Linked DNA regions of Homo sapiens: all the other regions are linked to region 3. Evidence: chromatin loops called from intact Hi-C (ENCODE). Cell type or tissue: PC-3. All regions are shown on one strand.

The links. Peaks named below come from ENCODE experiments on the same cell type or tissue, not always from the same donor. Only the 100,000 strongest peaks of a DNase experiment are listed, where the experiment ranks them.
Region 1: a loop joins it to region 3, with 8 times the contacts of the local background. A loop is called at or near these places in 3 of 110 quality-filtered maps.
Region 2: it touches region 3 in a loop (17-fold over the local background); 18 of 110 quality-filtered maps call a loop at or near these places.

What each region holds. Positions count from the first base shown.
Region 1 is chr20:1,715,059-1,723,058 of GRCh38, forward strand. It overlaps the pseudogene SIRPB3P. Among named protein-coding and RNA genes, the nearest start is that of SIRPG, 61 kb to the left of the region's middle. RefSeq lists enhancers at 6,826-7,398, 7,153-7,202, 7,399-7,969. In PC-3, no CTCF peak of the experiment used is centred here; DNase peaks (open chromatin) are centred at 4,133, 5,353, 6,253 and 7,393; H3K4me3 peaks cover 308 bases; H3K27ac peaks cover 6,353 bases.
Region 2 is chr20:1,730,883-1,738,882 of GRCh38, forward strand. LOC124904858 (a long non-coding RNA gene) reads right to left here. Exons shown (of 3, transcript XR_007067498.1): 3 at 2,294-2,344. Among named protein-coding and RNA genes, the nearest start is that of SIRPG, 77 kb to the left of the region's middle. In PC-3, a CTCF peak has its summit at 3,826; a DNase peak (open chromatin) is centred at 3,819; H3K27ac peaks cover 1,809 bases.
Region 3 is chr20:1,504,552-1,512,551 of GRCh38, forward strand. No RefSeq gene overlaps it. Among named protein-coding and RNA genes, the nearest start is that of SIRPB2, 17 kb to the left of the region's middle. In PC-3, a CTCF peak has its summit at 4,862; DNase peaks (open chromatin) are centred at 1,040 and 4,870; H3K27ac peaks cover 3,518 bases.

The DNA.
Region 1 (8,000 bases), 210 kb after region 3:
AGGACAAAGATGGTCACTATATAATTATAAAAGGATCAATCCAACAAGAAGATATTACAATCCTAAATTTATAAGCACCTAACACTAGATCTCCCAGATTCATAAAACCACTACTAATAGATCTAAGAAATGAGACAGACAGCAACACAGTAATAGTAGAAGACTTTAATATACCACTGACAGCACTGGGCAGATCATCAAGACAGAAAGTCAACAGAGAAATAATGGACTTAAATTACACCCTAGAACGAATGGACTTAACAGATATTTACAGAACATTCTACCCCCAAACTACAGAATATACATTCTTCTCATCAGCACAAAATAGACCATATGCTAGGTCACAAAACAAGTCTCAATAAATTTTTAAAAATCAAAATCATATCAAGTATCATCTCAGACTACAGTGGAATAAAACTAGAAATTAACTCCAAAAGAAGCCCTCCAAACTATACAAATACACAGAAATTAAATAATCCACTCCTGAATGATAACTCGGTTAATGATGAAATCAAGATGGAAATTAAAAAATTATTTGAATTGAATGATAATAATGACACAAGTTATCGAAACCTCTGGGAAACAGCAAAAGCAGTGTTAAAAGGAAAGTTTACAGCACTAAATGCCTACATCAAAAAGTCTGACAGAGCACAAATTGACAACCTAATATCATGCTCCAAGGAACTAAAGAAACAAGACCAAACTAAACCCAAAGCTAGAAGAAGGAAAGAAATAACAAAGCTCAGAGCAGAACTAAATGAAATTCAAACAACAACAACAAAATACAAAAGATCAATAAAACAAGAAGCTGGTTCTTTGAAAAACTAAACAAAATAGATAGACCATTAGCTGGATTAACCAAGAAGAGAAAAGATGCAAATAAGACCAATTAGAAATGAAACTGGAGCCATTACTACTGACACCACAGAAATACAAAAGATCATTTGAGACTACTATGAACACCTTTATGCACATAAACTAGAAAACCTAGAGGAAATGGATGAATTCCTGGAAACATACAACCCTCCTATATTAAATCCAGAAGAAATAGAAACTCTGAACAGACCGATAACAAGTAGCGAGATTGAATCGGTAATCAAAAAAATGGCAAACAAAAAAAAAGGTCCAGGACCAGATGGATTCACAACTGAATTCTATCAGACATCCAAAGAAGAATTGATATCAATCCTGCTGAAACTATTTCAAAAGATAGAGAAAGAAGGAATCCTCCCTAAATCATTCTATGAAGCCAGTATCACCCTATTATCAAAACCAGAAAAGGACATAACAAAAAAAAGAAAACTACAGACCAATTTCCCTGATGAACATAGATGCAAAAATCCTTAACAAAATACTAGCTAACCAAATTCAACAGCACAACAAAAAGATAGTTCATCATGATCAAGTGGACTTCAACCCAGGGATGCAGGGATGGTTTAACATACACAAGTCAATAAATGTGATACATCACATAAACAGAATTAAAAACAAAAGCCATATGATCATCTCTATAGATGCAGAAAAAGGATTCAACAAAATCCAGCATTCCTTTATGATAAAAACTCTCCTCTCAAAAAACTAGGCATAGAAGAGTCCTACCTCAAAAAAATAAAAGCCATAGATGAGAAACCTATGCCAATATCCTACTGAATGGGAAAAAGTTGAAAGCATTCCCCCAAGAACAAGAATAAGGCAGGGATGCCCACTTTCACTACTTCTATTCAACATAGTTCTGGATATCCTAGCCAGAGAAATTAGGCAAGAGAAAGAAGTAAAGAGCATTCAAATGGGAAAAGAGGAAGTCAAACTATTGCTCTTTGCAGATGATATGATTATATACCTAGAAAATCCTAAAGACTCCTCCAAAAGACTCCTAGATTTGATAAATGAATTTGATAAAGTCTCAGGTTACAAAATCAACGTACACAACTCAGCAGCACTGCTGCACACCAACAACCACCAAACTGAGAATCAAATGAAGAACTCAGTCCCAAACAACTGCAAAATAAAATACCTAGGAAAACAAACAACAGTTGTAAAATAAATAAAATACATAGGAATATACTTAACCAAGAAAGTGAAAAATCTCTACAACAAGAACTCCAAAACACTGCTAAAAGATATCATAGGTGACACAAACAAATGGAAACACATCCCATGCTCATGGATTGGAAGAATCAATATTAAGGAAATGAGCATAATGCCCAAAGCAATCTACAAATTCAATGCAATTCCCATAAAAATGCTAGGAGCATTTTTCACAGAATTAGAAAAAACAATCCTAAAATTCATATGGAACAAAAAAAAAGAGCCTGCATAGCCAAAGCAATACTAAGCAAAAAGAACAGACCTGAAGGCATCACATTACCAGACTTCAAATTATACTACAAGGCTATAGTTACCAAAATAGCATGGTACTAGTATAAAAGTAGGCACATAGACCAATGGAACAGAATAAAGAACCAAGAAATAGAGCCCAATATGTGCAGCCAATTGATCTTCAACAAAACATGCAAAAATATAAGTTGGGGAATGGACACCCTATTTAATAAGTGGTGCCGGGAAAACTGGCAAGCTACATGTAGAAGAATGAAACTGGATTCTCATCTCTCACTTCATACAAAAATCAATTCAAGATGAATCAACGACTTAAATATAAACCTAGAACTATAAAAATTCTGGAAGACAAGGTTGGAAAAACTCTTCTAGGCATCAGCCTCAGCAAAGAATTCATGACTAAGCCCCAAAAGCAAATGCAACAAAAACAAAAATGAATAAATGGGACCTAATTAAACTAAAAAGCTTCTGAACAGCAAAATAAATAATCAGCAGAGTAAACAAACAACACATACAGTTGGAGAAGATATTCCCAAGTCAAGTTACAATTGACTGGTAAGGATACCGAGGCCCACGATGGTGGAGTGCCTTGTCCCAGATCACAGAGCTGGGAAATGTCAGAGCTGAGATGTGGCACAGGTGATGGGGCTCCAACCCATGCTCTCCTAACCACTGTGCTACTGACACTCAGTAATAACCCTAACACCATCACCATCCAGAACTCTGTGCACATCCTCTCCAATCCCCACAGAGTCCATAATGGTGACCATGATCATCACCATTTCACAAATGGGAAAACTGAGGACTCGAGGGTAGCCAAGACTTTACCAAGATCACACAACCTTGGGAAAACAACCCCATCATTTACTGGTCTATTCTCTCCCCAGATTAGCTGTATCCTCTTAACATCCTGGAATGATTGGTGTAATTATCTACACCCTACATATGAAGAAACAGGCTCAGCAAAGGGAACTGGGTTGCCTGAGATCACACAGCCTTGAAATAACACGTGATTTGGGAGAGTGCCTACAATGTGTTAGGTGATTTACAGAGAGAATCTTAAGTCCTTTCCACTCTCCTAAAGGAGTCCAAGATTGTCATGATTTTACAGATGAGAAAACTGAGACTAAGAGAGATGAAGGCACTGTCTTCTTATCCCCCGTGCATGACTTGGGCATTTCCTGTGTTTTGCCAAGCTTCCCTGTTCATCAAAGAGTAAGCACTAGAACTTCAACATCCCCAACAATGACTGCCACCTCCCTTGTCCCTTTCAGATTCTTGACTTAATGCAATTCTAGGGAGAAGTCTCCCTTCTGGGTGCCCAGGGCTGGTTACTCTGTAGTTCTCCCCTTGGGCTCCCTATGGTTACTCTGTACCCATAAACAGAAGACCTTGGGTTCCTAATAGCCCAAAAAAGAATGTAAACTCTTGCTCACACGGGGCATGAGAACTCTAGGAAATGTCTCATTCCCACATCCTTAGTCTTCGGCACCATGAGTGGGTGGGCACGTTGTAATGGCCCAAGTGGCTCACCTTGCCCATTGCCTAGACAGAGTCGATTTATGAAGACAGGGGAATTGCTTGAAAGAGTAATTCACACAATTCTGGCTTTGCGGGAGACCAGAGATTTATTATTACTCAAATCAGTCTCTCCGAGCATTTGGGGAGCAGAGTTTTTAAGGGTAAGTTGGTGGGTAAGGAGAAGCCAGTGAGCCAGGAGTTCTGATTGGTCAGGGATGAAACCATAGGGAGTCGAAGCTGTCTTCCTGAGCTGAGTCAGTTCCTGGGCAGGTGGCCATAAGAGCAGAGGAGCCAGTTTTTGGATCTGGGTGGTGCCGGATGATACATCAAGTTCAGAGTCTGCCAAATATCTCAAGCACTGATCTTAGGAGCAGTTTAGGGAGGGTCAGAATCTTGTAGCCTCCAGCTGCATGACTCCTAAACCATAATTTCTCATCTTGTGGCTAATGTTAGTCCTACAAAGGCATTCTAGTCTCCAGGCAAGAAGGTCTGCTTTGGGAAAGGGCTGTTACCATCTTTGTTTAAACTATAAACTAAGTTTCTCCCAAAGTTAGTTCAGCCTACGTCCAGGAATGAACGAGGACAGCTTGGAGGTTAGAAGCAAGATGGAGTCAGTTAAGTTAGATCTCTTTCACTGTCTCTCATAATTTTGCAAAGGTGGTTTCAGTGTGGTCTGCTGAAAGGCAGGAGGCTGGACTCAGCTCCATGGATGCTGCTCGATGAAGGAGAAATGGCACATGTAAGAAGAGTCCTAAATGCCAAGACATATCTTTTAGGACAGGTTCAACATAACATATAATGCCTGCAGGAACTTTCTGATGGGGGTTGTCAAGCCAGCCCCTCCTACCCACACAAGAAGAAGCCTTTTTTTTCTTTTTTTTTTTAATGTTTAGTGATATAGAACAGAACAATACAACAGTTTAGAACGAGAAGGTTGAAGCATTTCCCTACACTTCAGCAAGCACAGCTGGGTGTTGCGGAGACAAGGGCTGTGTGTCAGGCAGCTGGGGGTCAAAACTTGGCTCCTCTGCCTGCTCACAAGTCAGGTCCCCTCTCTAAACCTGTGTCCTCATCTATAAATGAGGCAGCAAATGGTCTCCCTCTCATAGCACTGGTTATAAGGAGAAAATGCCAGATGAAGACACAGCATCTGGGACAGCTGCCACTCTTTGGTCCCCTCCTCACTTTTCTCCAATCTAATCCAGGGCATCGTTTAGGTTAATGGCTTGGAAAACAGGAATGAACACTCTACTAGGAGTCAGCACATCTGAGTTACTCCTGAGCCTTAATAAGGGTGCTTGCCTAGGCACAATATGAACCATCGTGGAATTTCAATGTCTTTGTAATATCTGCAAAATCAGGGTAAAACCACCTTCCCTACCTATGTTCAAGGGATGCAGGGTGGTGGTGGGGGGTGCTGATTATTTCAACATCAAGAAGAAAACATTAGCAATAGCTACATACCTTAAAACACACACACCCTGTGACCCGGCAATGTCACTTCCAGTGGGTGTCTTCCACCTGAGCAGGATGACGCATGTACATATACAAGGCCACCCACTGCAGCGTTGTTTTAGTAGCCCAAGGTTGGGAACAACTTACATATCCATTAACAGAAGACTGTAAACTAAGTTTGATAGCTCCATAAGTTGGAGTACTCTACAGGTATTAATTGAGCAGCTGTCTATGTCCTGATATAGAATCTTTATATAAAATGAAACGGGTCACATGTGGTGCCTCATGCCTGTAATCCCAGCACTTTGGAAGACCGAGGTGGGTGGATCACCTGAGGTCAGGAGTTCGTGACCAGCCTGGCCAACATGGTGAAACCTTTTCTCTACTAAAAATACAAAAATTAGCCTGGCACAGTGGCAGGCACCTGTAGTCCCAGCTACTCAGGAGGCTGAGGCAGGAGAATCACTTGAATCTGGGAGGTAGAGGTCTCAGTGAGCCGAAATGTTGCCACTGCACTGCAGCCTATGTGACAGAGGGAGACTCCATCTCAAAATTAAAATAAAATAAAATAAAATAAAATAAAATACTTACTGTTTTCCAGTCAGGCTCGAGGTCTGAATGTCAGGGGTGTTCTGAACCTTGGGAAGGTGGTGAAAAGGGGAAGTGCTGGCTGCCTCTCAGTGGTTATGTTCAAGGAACATCTATTCAGCACCTAGGATGTACCAGGCTCTTCTGTGGAGACGGTGTCTAACACCAGGGCAAGAAGGACCTGCCTGGAATCGGATCTGAGCTCTAATTTGGATCCCATCACTAACTGGCCCTGTGACTGTGGGCAAGACCCATGTCATTTCCTGGCCTCAGGCTCTTGTTTGTCAACAGGGGGTTGGACTGGCTGGTCTGAAGATCCCTCCTGTGCTAACATCCCAGGATCAGGAGTTAGATTGTGAATCTAGATCTTTGGCAGGAAACCCAAAGTGAGCGTCTTTGCTAACTCTACTGGGAAACCTCTAAGTCACTCACATGGGAGGCCTCTTCCCTGGAGAGAGGGATATTCTGAGATGAACCACCTCTGACTGCAGCCTACAGTACCTGTGTAAGTCAATCCCTGAATCACACAAGAGTTTCTCTAACAGATCCACAAACACCAAAGCTCACGGCATCTATGCCCAGCAGGGCCATCAGATTAAACAATGGATCTGTGCCTCTCAGAAATCTTCCCAATGTGATGTTTTTTGAAGATTAAACTAAGAAAAACACAATCCCCCTCCCACCCCGAACAAATTCCTTCTCATTGGAAGGAAAGAGAGGGTAAGGTTTGTGAGAGACAAGTTTTTCCCTGTTTTGTTCATTGCAGCTTACACAGCAACCAGGGCAGAGCCTGGCACATAGTAGGTTTTCAGTGAGTACCAGTTATATAAAAAGGAGACTCGGCCACCCAGAGGGGGAAAATGCTCTGTGGAGGCAGAAGGCAAGATCTGGCCTTGTGCCTGGGCAAGTCACCCAATCTTTCAGTTCCCTCATCTGCAGAAACCAAAGGCTGGGCCAGATGAGAAGAGACAAGTTGTGGAGAAGGCAGACCAGTGTTACAGACTTTACCCACCATTTACAGGCCATGGGTGCCTGAGTGAATAGCATGATGCATCAGGCCTTAACTTAACTGATCTGTAGAAGGGGGTGACACCAGTTCATGAAAATGCGTACCCACCACCACACCCGATTGTTGCTCAATGAATGGAAGGTGTTACTATTGACTTATTGTCACACACTGGGGGACGAAGGAGGCCCACACTGTACTCACTATGCACAGACAACTCAGTGCCTGGTCCAGATTTAAGCTCCATGTCAGGGCCCCCTTTCCAGAACTTCACACAGTTGTAGGTGCCAGTGTTGGCTCTTGTGATGCTAGTGATGCACATGGAAAAGTCTGTATTGTTTCTCTTTGTGATGTCTGAAATGCAAGCTATCTTGGGAAAGTGGCCTCCTTTTGAACTGTAGATTAGTTCCTGCCCTGTTTCAGTTCCTTTGAACCACCTGATGGGCCCCAAGGGCAAAGGGAGGTCACAGAGTGGTCAAACCTCCAGCTGTGACTGACACTGACTTCTCAGGCTGAATCACCCGCAGCTCCTCCTCACCTGCCGCTCCTGGAGGAAAACACAAAACAGTCATTTAATCATCCTTATGTGATGCTTATGTTTTCTAAAGTGTTTATCAATGACTTTCATTGACTGAGTATACACCAGGAGTGGGCCTTGAGCTCAGCACACTGCATGTATTATCTCATTTAACCCTCACAACAAGCCTGTACCATGAGACTGTATTACAAGTGAGAACACTGTGGCAGAGTCAGGTCCAGTTTAATGGTAGAGCATGAGGTTGAGGACCTGAGTAGAACTCCTGAACCCTCCTTTGAAATATCATGCTTTGCCAAATATTTGTCTCTCTACTTTCTGGCCACATGGAGTGTTGCTTTTTCTGAATCATTGCATTGGGTGGCGCCATGTGACTTCTTTAGACCACTGAGTTGCGAGCAGAAGTGATGGGTATAATTTGTGGTCTGTGCATTTAATGGCAAAAGCCTCTGTGGATCAACTGCTCCCTTCCACAAAGACCCACAAGGCTCTGATGGAAGCTACTTCCTCACTTTGGATTTCTGAGTGACTATAAAATACATAACTCTCAACGCACAA
Region 2 (8,000 bases), 230 kb after region 3:
GGAGTGGGTAGCCTCCGTATTGATTAAGAAGGGGACGGACTTACCCTCCACTGTAAGAGTTACCCAAAGCATCTGTGATGGTCCAGGAGGCTTCCGAGGTGATTGGGCAATGTCAGTCTTCAGTCACTAAGCCAAGAAGATCTGGGAAGGAGTCAGTCAGAGAGCCTTGGGCCAGAGTTCCAGGGGCTCTGGGAGTGGCTGCCTGGTGAGTTGGACAGTCCGATTTCCAGTGAAGTCCCACACAGATGGGGCACAGCTTAGGAGGAATCCTGGGCTGCAGGCATTCCTTGGCCCAGTGGCCAGATTTCTGGCACTTAAAGCAAGATCCTGGGGGAGGAGGTCCTGAAGGAATGCCTGACCACTGTGGATTTAGGTGTTTTGAAGTTCTTGTGTATTGGAGATGTGGCTGGGGTTTCTCTCACAGTGGAGGCAAGTAATTGCAACTCTTTTCTATTATTGTACACCTTGAAGGCGAGGTTAATTAATTCCTTTTGTGGGGTTTGAGGGCCGGATTCTAATTTTTGAAGTTTTTTTTAATGTCAGGAGCTGACTGGGTGATAAAATGCATATTGAGAATAAGACGGCCTTCTGACCTTTCAGGGTCTAGCGTTGTAAAGCATCTCACGGTTGCTGCCAAACCAGCCATGAACTGGGCGGGGTTTTCATGTTTACTTTGGGTAGTTTCTTTAAGCTTTGTTCTTTAACAGTTCTTTAACAGCTTTGTAAGCTGCCTTTTTACACCCTTCAACTAGGCAGGAAATTATATAATCTTGCCTAGCTATACCTGGGGAATCTGCCTGATAGTTCCATTGGGGATCCTCTCGGGGAACTGCTCTAATGCCTTCCTGGAGGTCTGGCTCTTGAAGCCGGCAGTTATCAGCGTGAGATTGGGCTGGAGAAAAAACTCTTTCCCATTCATCTGGGGATAGGGTAGAAGTTAGGATGACATTTCAGTCACTCCAGGTTAAATTGTAGGACAGAGTTAGATATTGGAATTCCTGTATATATTTAGTGGGGTCTGATGAGAAAGAGCCTAAACACTGGCTGATCTGAGAGAGGTCTGATAGAGAAAAAGGCACATGTACCCTGACTATGCCTTCAGTTCCAGCCACCGCTCTAAGAGGAAATTGTTGGGCAGGTGGGGGAGGGCTAGTCTCAGAATGAAACTGTAAGCTGAACCAGGTGTGCACAGGGGAGGTGATAGAAGGATTATAGGGTGGAGGAGCAGAGGCCAAGGAAGAATCGGAGCCTGATTTAGCTTGGCGGGGAGCGACCTGAAGAGGAGCAGTCTGGGGAGGAGGGGAGAGGTCACATGGGTCAGTAGGAAAGGAAGATTGAAAAGACTCAGCGATGCTTGGGGTTGGGACTGAGGGAACAGGTGGGGGGGAAAGAAGGAGGATTTGGGGTGAGTCACATTGGGAACAGAGACTAGGGAGGGACCGATGTGTAAAAGAATGCCTGGATGTCAGGCACCTCAGACCATTTGCCCATTTTATGACAAGAATTATCTAGATCTTGTAGGATGGAGAAATTGAAAGTGCCGTTTTCTGGCTATTTGGAACCATCGTCGAGTTTGTTTTGGAGTCAAACAGCATTGCAGAAGAAAATAAGGTGTTTAGGTTTTAGGTCAGGTGTGAGCTGAAGAGGTTTTAAGTCTTTGAGAACACAGGCTAAGGGAGAAGAGGGAGGAATGGAGGGTGGATGGTTGCCCATAGTGAAGGAGGCAAGCCCAGAGAAAAGAGAGGGTAGAGACATGGAGAGAAGGGGTGGGGGGTATTTGTGCCCCAGCAAAGTGGTACTTGCCACTAAGGTGAAGGATCAAGGCAGGCGTCCCTGCGGTGATCAGACACCTCTGAAACGTGGGTGAATAATCAGGCAGGCATCCCGCAGTGATTAAACACCAAGGGAAGACTGTCTTCCCGAGCCTGTGACTGGTGCCGGAGTTTTGGGTTCATGGATAAAACGCATCTCCTCTGTCTCTACCAGAAAAGGAAAGGAACTGAAATTAAGGGAAGAGAGAGATTGAAGGGTGGCGCCAAGATTGAAAGGAGAAAGAGGTTAAGGGATAGTGAGAGAGGTTGGAGAAGAGAGTAAAAAGAGGCCACTCACCCGATTTAAAATTGGTGAGATGTTCCTTGGGCTGCTTGGTCTGAGGACCCGAGGTCATAGGTGGATCTTTCTCACAGAGCAAAGAGCAGGAGGACAGGGGATTGATCTCCCAAGGGAGGTCCCCCGATCAGAGTCATGGCACCAAATGTCACGTGCATCCATGTGAAGAGACCACTAAACAGTCTTTGTGTGAGCAATAAAGCTTTTTAATCACCTGGGTGCAGGCAGGCTGAGTCTGAAAAGAGAGTCAGCAAAGGGAGATAGGGGTGAGGCCATTTCATAGGATTTGGGTGGGTAGTGGAAAATTACAGTCAAAGGGTGTTTTTCTCTTGTGGGCAGGGGTGGGGGTCACAAGGTGCTCAGTGCGGGAGCTTCTGAGGCAGGAGAAGGAATTTCACAAGGTTAATCACCCAGTTAAGGTGGGGCAGGAATAAATCACAATGGTGGAGTGTCATCAATTAAGGCAGGCACCGGCCATTTTCACTTCTTTTGTGATTCTTCACTTGCTTCAGGCCATCTGGATGTATTCATGCAGGTCACAGGGGATATGATGGCTGAGCTTGGGCTGGAGGCCTGACAGAAAGCATAATGCTACCCTTAGATTACATAATGATTTAAAAACAATACACAGCAGGAAAAAGTAAAGGGTAATTAAATAAATTCTGGGTACATCCGTATTTTAATATAAATTGCACAAAAACCTTTTAATCTGAGGAATGCAATGCCCCTTTCAATTATCAGGCCCAGAGAGGCACTGGAATGAGAAAGCAGTCATGTCCCACTTCCCTCCTTCAGCTAAGTAACCATCTCTTGAGGCTGCTTGCCATGTGGACTCTAGACTGACTGATGCCCCAGGTAGATACAATTTAATGTAACAATGCCATATGTGGACACTATAAGTCATATTCTATAGTTAAATAACGTATAAAGGTTACTAATCAATGTTATTTTTGTAAAGCAATGAGAATTCCTGACAAAAACTTTTGTAATCATCCCCTCCCCTGGTTTGTCCTTTTTCCTTAAAAGCTCGAGTCTGTTCTTTATTCTCCAAAGTGACTTGGAGGTGTTTCCTGGGTTACAGTCTTCAAATTTGGCCCAAATAGACCTTCTACTTATATTAATTTTATCTAAGCTTCTTCTCTTAGGTAGACATGTCCGCTGTAGTCAGCAGGATTCAGAGGGACCTCCCAACACTGAACATGCTGCCTTCCCTCTTGGGCTCAGTGCTTGGTACCAGCATTAATGCACTATGTTCCTCAGACTCCAGAGGTTTCACAGGGTGTAAAAGGGTGAGTCCTCCTGAATTCAGATCTCCCTTTCTTTTTTGGTGAGGTTTTGCCTTTATTTGGGCTGTTCTCTCCAACTGCCTCTCTTTAGAATGGAGGTTTTGATCTCTGTCTATGGGCAGGAGATTCTGGTTTCAGGAATAAAACAAAAGATAACTGTCTCCTCTGCTGCTATTTCACAGCAGGTGTTCCAGGTCGTAGCATTGGCAGTCTACCATAAGTAGTTTCATTTCTTTTGGCCTAAAATTACATAGCATGCTGTTAAAATTGTAGCTGTTCCCTATTGCATGAAATTCAGACTTGTATTTTCATTTGTGACCAATTCCTGTTTGTTCAAAACCAAAGGAAACATGAGGATGAGTTCAATTCTCTCGAAGAGAATTGCATGAACAGCTGTTACATGCAGGAGAGGGACTCATGACTCACTGGTGACACTTTGTGGAGTGATGCTCACAAAGCAACACACTTTGACCTGATACACTGTCCTAGCCTTGGACACTTTTGAAAAGGAAATTCTAAAATTACGGGAAACTGCTGGACGAAACTGAGCTTTCCTTTAAGGGGCAACCATCCTTAGGAAGACCAGCTGCATTTATGTATAATACTTACTGTATTAGTCTGTTCTCACACTGCTATAAAGAAATACCTGACACTGGGTAATTTATAAAGAAAAGAGGTTTAGTCAGCTAGGTGCAGTGGCTCATGTCTGTAATCCCAGCACTTTGGGAGGCAGAGGCAGGGGGATCACCTGATATCAGGAGTTCAAGACCAGCCTGACCAACACGGTGAAATCCCGTCTCTACTAAAAATATAAAAATTAGCAAAGCATGGTGACACGTGCCAGTAATCCCAGCTACTCAGGAGGCCAAGGCAGGAGAAATGCTTACACCCGGGAGGGAGAGGTTACAGGGAGCTGAGATCGCGCCACTGCATTCCAGCCTGGGTGACAGAGCAAGACTCCATCTCAAAAAAAAAAAAGAAAAAAAAAAGAAAAGAAAAGAAAAAGAAAAAGAAAAAAAAAGAGAGGCTGGATAGGTGGAGCACAGGGATTTTTAGGACAGTGAAACTATTCTGTACAATACATCAATGGTGGATGCATGTCATTATACATCCATAGAGTGTACAACACCAAGTGGGTATATGGGAACTCCCTGTACTTTCTGTTCAATTTTTCTGTGAACCTAAAACTTCTCTAAAAAGTAGTTTAGTAGGTTTTTTTTAGTGTGTGTGTGTGTGTGTGTGTGTAAGTCCCTCTAGTAACCAGGCATGACGGCATCCACCTGTAGTCCCAGCTACCAGGGAGGCTGAGGTGGGAGGATCACTTGAGCTCAGAAGTTCAAGGACAGCGTGGACAATACAGCCAGACCCTGTCTCTTGAAAAAACAAAGTCTTGGCACTTCCAGAGCCCGGTGCTGCCGGCCGCGGGAGATGAGTGCCCAGTAGGGAGACTTCTGTGAAGCGTCCCGGTCCTGCGACGTCGCCCACCCGGGAGGAGGCGGCTTCTCGGTTCCTCAAGGCCCCCGGGAGTCCGAACCTCGGCAGGAGGCTGGCAGCGGCGTGGGGACCCAGAGGGCAGGGGCGGTCTGCGGGGCGGCCCTGGGACTCCCTCCCTCCCTCTCCTGCTGCGGCCGCCCTGGGATATGGGGGCCGTGGATGTGGGTCGCCGCTGGAGGTGTGGCCCTGGGTGGTCCATCCGGCCGCAGAGGCCCGTCCCCCGTTCACCCAGGCCGGTACCCTATGGAGCACCTATTACGTGCAGTGCTATTCTGGGTTCCTGGGATGCCACCGAGTGAGACGGACACACAGACTCTCAGCCCAGAGGGGAACCGTCCCTATTAATCAGGTATGATCCTCCCTCTGCCCGTCGCCTAATAACCCCATTGTTTCCAGACAACAGATCAACAAGTGCTTCACGTGCAGGCGGCCTGGCATGCCTGGCATCTTCCAGCACACTCCCCTTGGCTCTGCTACAGCCTTTTTGGCCTTTTACTTCTTGAACGTGTGGTTCCTTGGGTAACGATGCCCTCTTTGGTCTGGTTAATTCCCCTCCTTAGGATTTCTTGTATTAGGGCAATCCTTGCTAGTTTCTGTGTACAATTTGCCTTTTCATGGGTTTTTCGGACTACCACATACTCGTTCCTAGCACTTAGCACAGGCGTAACCTTACAGTTATTTGAGTGCAAGTTACACAAGAACAAGAATTTTTCCGCCTAATTTCTAGTACCAACCACATTGCTTGGCACAGAGTATGGTTCAATAAATATTTGTTGGCTGAGAGGCAAATGTATTTGTAATTATCATGTGAGATACCTGCTGTAAAAAAAAGGGAATACCTGCCTGGCAGATGTGACTTAATTTGCATCCTCCAGGATATGGTTTTTTGTTTTTTTTTTTTTTGTTTTTTTTTTACAGAGTCTTGCTCTGTTGTCCAGGCTGGAGTGCAGTGGCGCGATCTCCCATCTGCACTTACTGCAATGTCTGCCTTCCAGGTTCAAGCGATTCTCCTGCCTCGACCTCCCAAGTAGCTGGGACTACAGGCGCATGCCACCATGCCCAGCTAATTTTTTGTATTTTTAGTAGAGACGGGGTTTCACCGTGTTAGCCAGGATGCTCTCAATCTCCTGACCTCATGATCTGCCTGCCTCAACCTCCCTAAGCGCTGGGATTACAGGCGTGAGCCACCGCACCCGGCCAGGATATGGCTTTTAAGTTGAGATCTTCAGGGTGAGCAGAGCAGAAGTCTCCCTTGAAGCCAGGAGCTCAAGCATAGCCTGGGCAAAATAGTGAGACTCTGTTTCTCCAAAAACATATGAAGTTTAGCAGGGCATACTGGCATGCACCTGTAGTCCCAGCTACTTGGGAGGCTGAGGTGGGAGGATCCTTGAGCCTAGGAGTTTGAGGCTGTAGTGAGCAATGATTATGCCACTGCATTCCAGCCTGGAAGACAGAGTGAGACCTGACCATATACGTGTACATATATGATTATTACACAATTGGAGATTGAAATATAATCTATAATCAGTTTTTCATTTACTGTATTTGAATATTTGCCTATGTTGCAAAATATTCCACAATATGGTTTTTAATGTTTAGTTTATTTTTTTCCAATTTATACCAAACTGTTGGATATAAAGTTTGCATTTTTTGATATTATAAATAACTCTGCAGTGAATATGAGCTGAAATCTCAGATAAATTCAAGTTGAGATTTTTAAAATTAAAAATTGGTTTTAAAATTTGGATACTTAAACAGTATATATGTACATGGTAAGAAAAAGAGTTACCTAAGATTCTATGGTTAAAAAAGCTTCCTTGTCTAGGTGCGGTGGTTCATGCCTGTAATCGTAACACTTTCGGAGGCTGAGGCAGGCAGATCACCTGAGGTCAGGAGTTTGAGACCAGCCTGGCCAACATGGTGAAACCCTGTCTCTACCAAAAATATAAAAATTAGCTGGGCATGGTGGCACACACCTGTAATCCCAGCTACTCAGGAGGCTGAGGCAGGAGAATTGCTTGAACCTGGGAGGTGGAGGTTGCAGTGAGCCAAAATCACACCACTGCACTCCAGCCTGGGCAACAGTGAGATTCCGTCTCAAAAAAAAACTTCCATCTCTACTTAGACCCTCAGCCCCACTCTCCAGAGAAGACCACTGGTACATTTTCTAAATGAGAGAAAATCATATGCACTGTTCTGAACCTGCCATCTGATACTTAATAGAACAGATCGAAACATTCTTAGGTAGGTATTTCTGTGAAGGAAAAGTTGCAACAGTTTACACTCCCGCCAGCAGATAATGGGAGTCTGGTTCCTTGTACTTTCTCTAGCTTGAGGAATTATCAATTATCACTTTTTAAGTTCTCAATCTGATGGATAGAAAATTACATTTTATTGTTTTAATTTGCCATCTTTATTTACTAGAGAGTAAGAAGCTTTTTATATGCTTATTGGTTATTGATAGGTGAATTGATCACTTGCTATGGTTTGGATGTTTGTCCACTACAAACCTCATGTTAAAATTTGATCCCTGATATGGTTTAGCTGTGTCCCCACCCAAATCTCATCTTGAATTGTAATAGCCTCCACATGTCAAGGGTGGGGCCAGGTGGAGATAATTGAATCATGGGGCCAGTTTCCCCATACTGTTCTTGTGGTAGTGAATAAGTCTCACGAGATCCAATGGGTTTATAAATAAGAGTTCCCCTGCACAAGCTCTCTTGCCTGCCGTCATGTAAGACATGATTTTGTGCCTCCTTTGCCTTCTGCCATGATTGTGAGGCCTCCCCACTCATGTGGAACTGTGAGTCCATTAAACCTCCTTTCCTTTATAAATTACCTAGTCTTGGATATGTCTTTATTAGCAGTGTGAGAACAGACTAATACAATCCCCAATATTGGAGGTAGGGCCTAATGGCAGGTATTTGGATCATGAGGGCAGATCCCTCATGAATAGATTAATACCCTCCCTGCAGAGGGTGGGGGGGTGGGCACAGTGAGTGATTTCTTATGATTAAGAGCTGGTGGTTCAAAAGAGCATGGCATCTCCCCTGTTCTCTCTGTTGCTTCCTCTCTTGCCATGTGATCTCTGCACATGCCAGCTCCCCTTCC
Region 3 (8,000 bases):
CGTGAGCATTTATCTGGTAGTCTCCCAACATCCCGGGAAGCAACACCTCCCTAAAGCAGCCTGAACACCTGGATTCCGACTATTTTTTGTGTCTGTTAAATATTTTTAGGCTTCCTTTTGACATGCCTATGTATGCAGCGCTTTTGTTCTCACCAAATATTCAGGCATCATTATTTCGGCAGCAGAATGTCTAGCTAGGAAGGACCTAAACGCCTTCCCCACACCGTGTGTGTGTGTGTGTGTGTGTGAGAGAGAGAGAGAGAGAGAGAGAGAGGGAGAGAGATACGTGTGTTATGGCGAGTGTGTGTTATAGAGAGGGAAAGAGAGATAAATGTGTTATAGCTGCAGTGGAGCAGAAAGACCTCTGCTTCTGGTCAGGGGGATCTGGGTTTAAATCCTGCCCTTGGCCTGATGAGGTGGCAAGAATATGGGCAAGTCATAAATCACCCCAGCCTTAGTCCTTAGTTTCCCCTTTCCTCTGCTCCAGAGGTGGCAGTGAGAGAAAAGAAGAATGGAAGAGCAAGGTGGAAAATAGCCAAGAAGCCCACCATCACTCATATTGAATGAGAGATTGCAATTTTTATTACCTGAATAATAGGTACCATTACTGCCTCTTAGGAGGAATAATTTGGCAGATTTGAAAGGGCAGTGGTGAAGAAGAATGAAGCAGCTTTCTGCTTCAACCCTACTGAGTCCAGCTTGTTCAATAAACTGGGTACAGGGACAGGAACACAAAGGGAGACTGTTCAACAAGTTTGGGTAAACTTGACTTGGAAAGAAATTGGGGAAGGTTGTTGTTATTTTGTATGGGCTTTTCCTTTCTCGCTCGTCTTGGTCTGCCATGTTAGTAGCCTTTGGGTTCAGCCTCCCAGCACCTTGTTCTGTGTGCTTTATCCTATACACAGGAGCATCCCACAAGTAGGGTTGGCAGTAAAGTTGGCCAGGGGCCACCGATGTGGGTGGACTGGATGTGGCCAGTCATGGTGCCTGGGGCCTCAGGCTCTGTTAACTGGATTTATCCTAAGAAGGGAGGGGCAGGGCAGGAGAGTGCTTGGAGCCAGAGAGAAGATAGAGAATTTCAACCCTGTTACTCAGAAGAGGTGAAGCAAAGGGCAGCTCTTTCTTCACTTTCCCTCCCTGGAACCTGGTAATGACACATGACAATGCTCCACATCAGAGAATGCATCTTTCAGGAGCCAGGGAAATGGTAGACATTGATCAGCCCTGGGTTTGAGGCCAGAACAAGCACACAAACTCCTTCTTACTATCCAGTATTCATTGCTACCTTCCCAAAGAGTGATTTTCATAAATATTGTGATAACTTCTAGCCACAGATCATGGGACAAGCTATTAGAGCTGGCAGGACTAAGGAATGTTCTCTGCAGCCCTAGACCTAGGGGCTCTCTCTTCTTTCTCCCCCTCTGTCTCCTGCTGTCTATTCATCCTTCTCTTCATTTCTGCTCTCACCCCAATATGAGAGATTGTAGGGTGTAGTCACTGATTCATTCAACAAATATTAGCATGCGCTATGTACCAGAACTATTCTTGGTGCTTAGGATACATCAGTGAATAAGGCAGACAAAACTCACTGTCCTTATTAACTGAAGTACACATCCCAATTGGGGAGGCAGGCAATACACAATAATAAATAAAGTAAATAAGTAAATGATATAGTATCTTAGAAAGTGATAAGGCCTGTGGAAAGAAATATAGACCAGGGAAAGGGGGTTGGGGTAAGCAGGTGGTGAGGGGCTGTGAGGGCCAAGGTAAGAACTTTGGCTTTACTTGCAGTGAGATGAGCAGCTGTAGCAAGTTTTGGGAAGAGGTGGGACATGATCTGGCCTTTGTTTGAAAGGATTCCTATGCTGGCTATAGGGAGACCAGTGAGGGGCTAATGGCAGCAATCCAGGAACGAGAGGATGAAGGGTGAAATCTGGCAATGGGGATAGTGAGAAATAGTCAGATTCTGAATATATTTTAAAGCTAATGTAATTTCCTGACATAAAGGGAGCGGGATAAGAGAGGAGAGGAATCAAGCATACCTCCTAGGTTTTTGGCTCATCAGCTGGAGAGATGGAGTTCTTATCAGCCGAAATGGGGGAGTCTGTGGGTGGAGCAGAGTTTTGGGGGATAAGCAGAAGGCCAGATTTTGGGATGTAAGCTTTGAGATATTATTGGGCAGACAAATGGAGCTGTTGAGTAGACAGATGGACATGAAATTCATGGGGGAAGTCCCAGCTGGAGAAATAAATTTGAGTCCTTGAGCTATATTTCAATGATATATAAGGCCATTGGACTGGACAAAAGTATCAGAAGAGAGTATGTGGTAGTTAGGAACAAGGGAGTTTGAACCAGACTGCCTGGGTTCAAACTCCAGCCAGGCACTTAGGAGCTGTGCAACCTTGGACAAGTCAATAAAATTTTGTGTCTCATTTTTTCTCATTTGCAAAATTAAGGTAAGTATAGGTTATACCTCATCTGGTTGTTATGAGAGTAACGCAGTTTATAACACGGAAAGTACTCAGAACAGTCTGGCACACAGCACGCTTTCAGTGTATGTCAGCTACCTATCTGTTTTGCAGCAGATATGAATTGCTCCATAATACCTGAATATTACTTAATTACAGTTTTTTTGGAAACAATCTTCATCTGGTAGAAAAGTTACAAGTGTGGGATAAAGAGCCTCTTTTCAGAAACATCTGTGAATAAATTGCTGGCATATTGCCTTATCGTCCCTGGTTATGGCTTGGATGTTGGTATCTCCCCAAATCCACATGTTAGCACCTAATAGCCAATGTGATGGTAGTAAGAGGTAGGGCCTTTGGGGAGTGATTAAGTCATGAGGAATCCACCCTCATGAATGGGATTAGTACCCTTAGAAAAGAGGCTCAAGAGAGCTCCTCAGCCATCTTTTGTCATGTGAGTACACAGCGTTTATCCCCTCTGCCATGTGAGGACAGGGAGCAAGGTGACATCTTGGAAGTGAGGGCAAACCCTCACCAGATGGTGAACCTGCTGGTGCCTTGACCCTGGACTTCCTAGCCTCCAGAAATGTGAGAAATGAGCTTTTGTTGTTTATAAATTACCCAGCTAATGGCATTTTGTTATAGCAGCCCAAACGGACTAAGACACCCCTGAATATCTCAGTGCGTATTTCCTACAAATAAGAACATTTTCCTGCATGACCACCAGACCATCAAAATCAGGAAATTAACATAGGCACATTATTACCATCTTATCTTTAGATTCCCTACAAGTTTTGCCAATTGTTTCAATAACATGTTTTTATAGAGAAAGGATCCAGTTACATTTAGTTGCCATACCTCTCTAGTTTTCCTTAATATAGAAAAAAAATCTCCTTTCCTTTACTTTATGACCCTGACACTTTTTAAAAGTATAGGCCAGTTATTGTGTAGAATGCCCCTAATTTTGTATTTTTCTAACACTTCCTCATGATGAGAGTCAGGTTTTGGCACCTTTGGCAGGAATATCTGGAAGTGATGCTGTGTTCTCATTGCTTCCAATCAGAAGGCACACAATCGGTCCCATTACTAGTCATGTTCACTTTGATTACTTTGTGATGTCTTCCAGGCATTTCCACTGTATTCTTTTTTCCTTTGTAATAAGCATGTAATGTTAAGATTTTTTTTTCTTAATCCTATGAAATCCAGTTTGAGCATGTGCCTCTACCATGGTTGGAGAGAAAGTGAATAGCAGCTATTTTCCATAGCTCCCCACTCCACTCTTGGATTGGATCAGGGCACCGGGGCTGTTGCCTTCCAAGACAAAGGAGATGAATTCTGGTTCTCAGTCTTTATGGGTCACTATGGCCATTGCTCTTTGTCCAGGCCTAACTGGACAAAGTCCCATTTGAAGTTGGCCGGTTCTACTACCTGCTGCAGTCTCTCTATGACAAGCTCTTCCTTGGGGATATTTGATGAAGCTCCCAAAGTTCTGGTTCTTGAAGCCAAAATCTTCTCTGGCATGAATTCAGCACCTCACAGGCCTGGAAATGTCTAGGGCTTTGCATCCTAGGAGGGTGCAGTTTTCCATAGCTCACTGAATTCACCATCCATTTTGGAAGATACCCTTGTTTGGGCCTCTGCACAGCCAAATGTCCCTCCTGCCTTGCTAACAGAATAGCCATTCCACCCAGCAACAGTTTCAGGGAAACCTAGGCCCTTCCCCAGCCCCAGGAGATGAATCATCATTGGTCCAAGGCAGTTATGGCAGCCAGTCCCCTGAGGCTGGGACACATGTTGAGATGTGAAGGGGAGTTGTCTGGAGGCTTCTGGGGAAAAAATTCAAGTAGCTCACTGTCTCTGTGCACAGAGAATGAATATGGTAAAACAGACAAACACACAAATAAACAAACAAAAAACACTTGTATATGGATGAGTCCAATATCACCTTTATTAAAGCATCACAGAAACTACAGGTTGTGGATTTTGAGCTTTAGTTTCTGAGAACAAGGTAAATAAATAATAAATAAGTCTGAACTTTCCTTCTATCTGACTTTTTTGCTTTTTCTTGCCAAGCCTGAGATCACTTACATCAGGGACTCTGGAAAAAAAATGAGGGTTCCGAATGGTTTTCATGAAACTCATTCTTTTCTCTCTTCCCACCTTTTACTAATGGAAGAGTATTAGAAATTTATAGGGATAAGGCACACAGGGAATTGGTGTGTTTTGCGTGGTTAATGCAGACATCTTTTTTTTTCTTTTCTAGCTTTGCTGAGGTATAACTCACGCATAAAAAATGTATAGTTTGAAGATTCGAGTATGTTCACAGGGTTAAGATTCACTCGACTTTAGCGTGTAGAGGATTCTGACGCATCGTTATAAAACATGCCTGCTGGTGTCACTGCAGAGCTCTGGCAGTGCTGTTTTCACCAATGCCTTTCCTTCAGTATTGTATGTTTGACAGTGGCCAAATTAGGCAGCAGAAAAATGTGATGCATCTGCCTCATGGGAGGCTGTCACCGCAGAAACAGAGAGCAAATGCACCTTTAAGTTGCAAAAGCTGAGATCCAGATGGAAGATGCAAACGTTTGGAAAAATATGGGCTCTGCAGAGCCAGCCCCTTCCTCACCACTTACCCCTGACCCAACCTCCATCTTGATTACCTGAGGGGGCATTGCCCAGTTTGTGGGAGAGGGGAGGAGTGCTTGAGAGAACCAACATTGATGGGCCCCTGACAAGAGTACTACAACCTGCTCCCGCAAACCCCAGGTCAAATTTGGAGGAGCTGGGGAGTTAGGAGGACTTGTGTCTTCCTTCCTGGTGACATGGTTCCTGGAGTTCCAGCTCCCAGCCTGGCCTGGCAGCAGAAGAGCAGAATGGGATCTATGCTCAACTTAGGGGGAGAGGACCTGAGACCATCCTGCAGAATCTTCTGGGGGTGCCAGAGTAGTCACATTTTCCAGTGTGCTTAAGAAGATTATGGGTGGAGCTGAAATCCAATGGTGTGGAGAAGCTCTGGGATCAGAAAGAAGTTATTGCTAGAAGCCCCTGTGTGGATCTACTGCCAGGAGCTTCACAGGGGGCAGACATCTTAGCAGATACCTGCATGGACTGATGTCACCAAGGCACCTTAGACACCACTGGGGATGCGGAGGCTGGGGGACCCCGTTTTGATGGAGGAGATCCTAAATTGACCATGATTAAGCTCATGGGTAGGGTGTTTAAAATATAAATTATGTAACAAACCTGCACGTTGTGCACATGTACCCTAAAACTTAAAGCATAATAATAATAAAATTTAAAAAAAAGATTATGGAGAAGTTTTAAAAAGTAATACTTTTGCACACCTGGAATTGTGGCTTGAGAGTTGTGTTGTTTTATTTTGATCATATCACCTAATACCTTTAGGACACAATTTCCACATTTGTGAACTAGGACTGGGGAGAAGAGATTGTACAAAGTGGTACCAAAAGCTTTACCAGCTCAGATTGGCTATGATGCTAAAGGTGCAGTGGGTCTTAGATGTCTCATTGCTCACCTTGAATGCTTTCTGTCTCTGTTACTCTCTTTGCAGGACCTTCTCCCAGTTTCCATTGAGGTTACTGAAGATTACCAAGACAGACCAGGGTGACAGGGAACAAGGGGGCATTTCCAGCCCCTGCAGATATCAGATCCTTTTCACCACTAGTTCAGACCATATTTTATTATTTTTAAAGTGATTTGTTGAAGAAATATGCCAACAACTCTCAGTAGATATGAAAATAGAAAGGAAAAATATATCTATAATCATGCCGTCTTGACAAATGAAAGCATTCTGTCTTTCTGCTTTCTCTTCCAGTCCATGCCTGCATAAGTATTAATACTTGTTTTGCACCAGAGCGTGGAGACTGCATTGTATCAAAGGGCTTTTGGGAGACCAGAAGGATGGAAAAGGAAAATCTGGATATTTTAGCTCTGCTGATTGGCTGCCCTGGCAACAGACCAAATGACTCCAAAAATAACTCTCCAGCTCTGACCCGTCTCCTGAACTTCAGATGCATCTGTCCGTGTGCCTACTTAACAGCTCCACTTTGATGACGAACCAACATTATATTTAACATGTTTAAAATGGAACTGTTAATTCAGTTCCATTCCACCACCAAACCCATCCCTCCACCTGTCTTCCTCATCTCATCCATTGCTCAACCTTGTCATGAAGTCATCTCCAATCCTCCCTCTCCATTGCCTTTCACATTCAGTCCCCAAGCAAGTCCTGTCACTTCCAATTTTAGGCTCACCTCCCGTTAGTCAATTTCTCTCCATCTCTGCTGGCACCACCTAGCTTAGATTACCCATTGACTCTGGGTTTACTGCAATAACCTCACATCTGAATTTTCTGATTATTTGCTTTCCCCTTGTCTACTTGCTCCACGGAAGTCATTGTGATTTCTTAAAATGTAAATCTTGTATTTGCTTGGTGTAATTTGCAATCTGGGCAGTGAGACATCTGAGAGTCTCTACCTCTGCAATGTCGTCCCATTGTTTAAATAAATCCCAAAGTCTCCACTGTGACCAGTATCCCTGTGTAATCTGTCTCCTGCCCATACCTCCAGCATTGTCCCATGTCCCATTGCTCACACTCTCCAGCCCCACTGGTTCCCTACCATTTCCTGAACCTTCCATGCTCCTTCATACCTTAAAGTTTGGCATAATAGGTTCCCTCCAACAAGAAGGTATTTCCCAGGCTCTTTGAAACTTCCAGATGTCAGCCCAAATGTTCCTGTTTCAGAAAGGCTACTAGCTTACCATTCTGTCTAGCTAGCAGCACTTCATTATTAACTCTGTGAAGATCTCTATCCTAGCAATCCCCATTATTTGTGCACTGTTTTTATTTTCTTCAGAGCACTCATCACATTTGAAATTCTTTCTTCCTTCCTCCCTCCCTCCCTCCCCTGTATCACTCCCACCTTTCTTTCCTTTCTATCTGTCCTCATCAGACTGTACCCTCACCACAAGGGTGAGGACCACTTTTACCAATGCTTACTAATGTTTGCTCAGTGCCCACACAGTGCTTGAAATATAGTGTGCGCTCAGGAATATGTGTGGAATAAACAAAGGCATAGCCTTCTTTGAAATGAACAAATGTTCATCTGGAAACTCTGGACTGGGCTTCCTTAGGATATGGGTGGTTTCCTTAAAAGGATAGGCAATCTTTATGTTCAAGTTGTGACTTTTCTGGCAGCTTCATTTTTCCTCTGGCTTCAAGGTATGCAACACCTGGGATATCCTCTATGTCCTTCTTGATGTATGATTTGGGGACATCCTCTATGTCCTTTTTGAAGTATGATTGGGGGAATGAGGAACTAGCTAAAGTTTTTGAGAAAATGTTACATGTATATATCACACACACACACACGTTTTTGAGACAGGGTCTTGCTCTGTCCCTCAGGCTGGAGTGCAATGGCGCCATCACAGCTCACTGTAGACTCTTCCTCTTGGGCTCAAGTGATTCTCACATTTCAGCCTCCTGAGTACTTAACAGGTATGTGTTATCACACC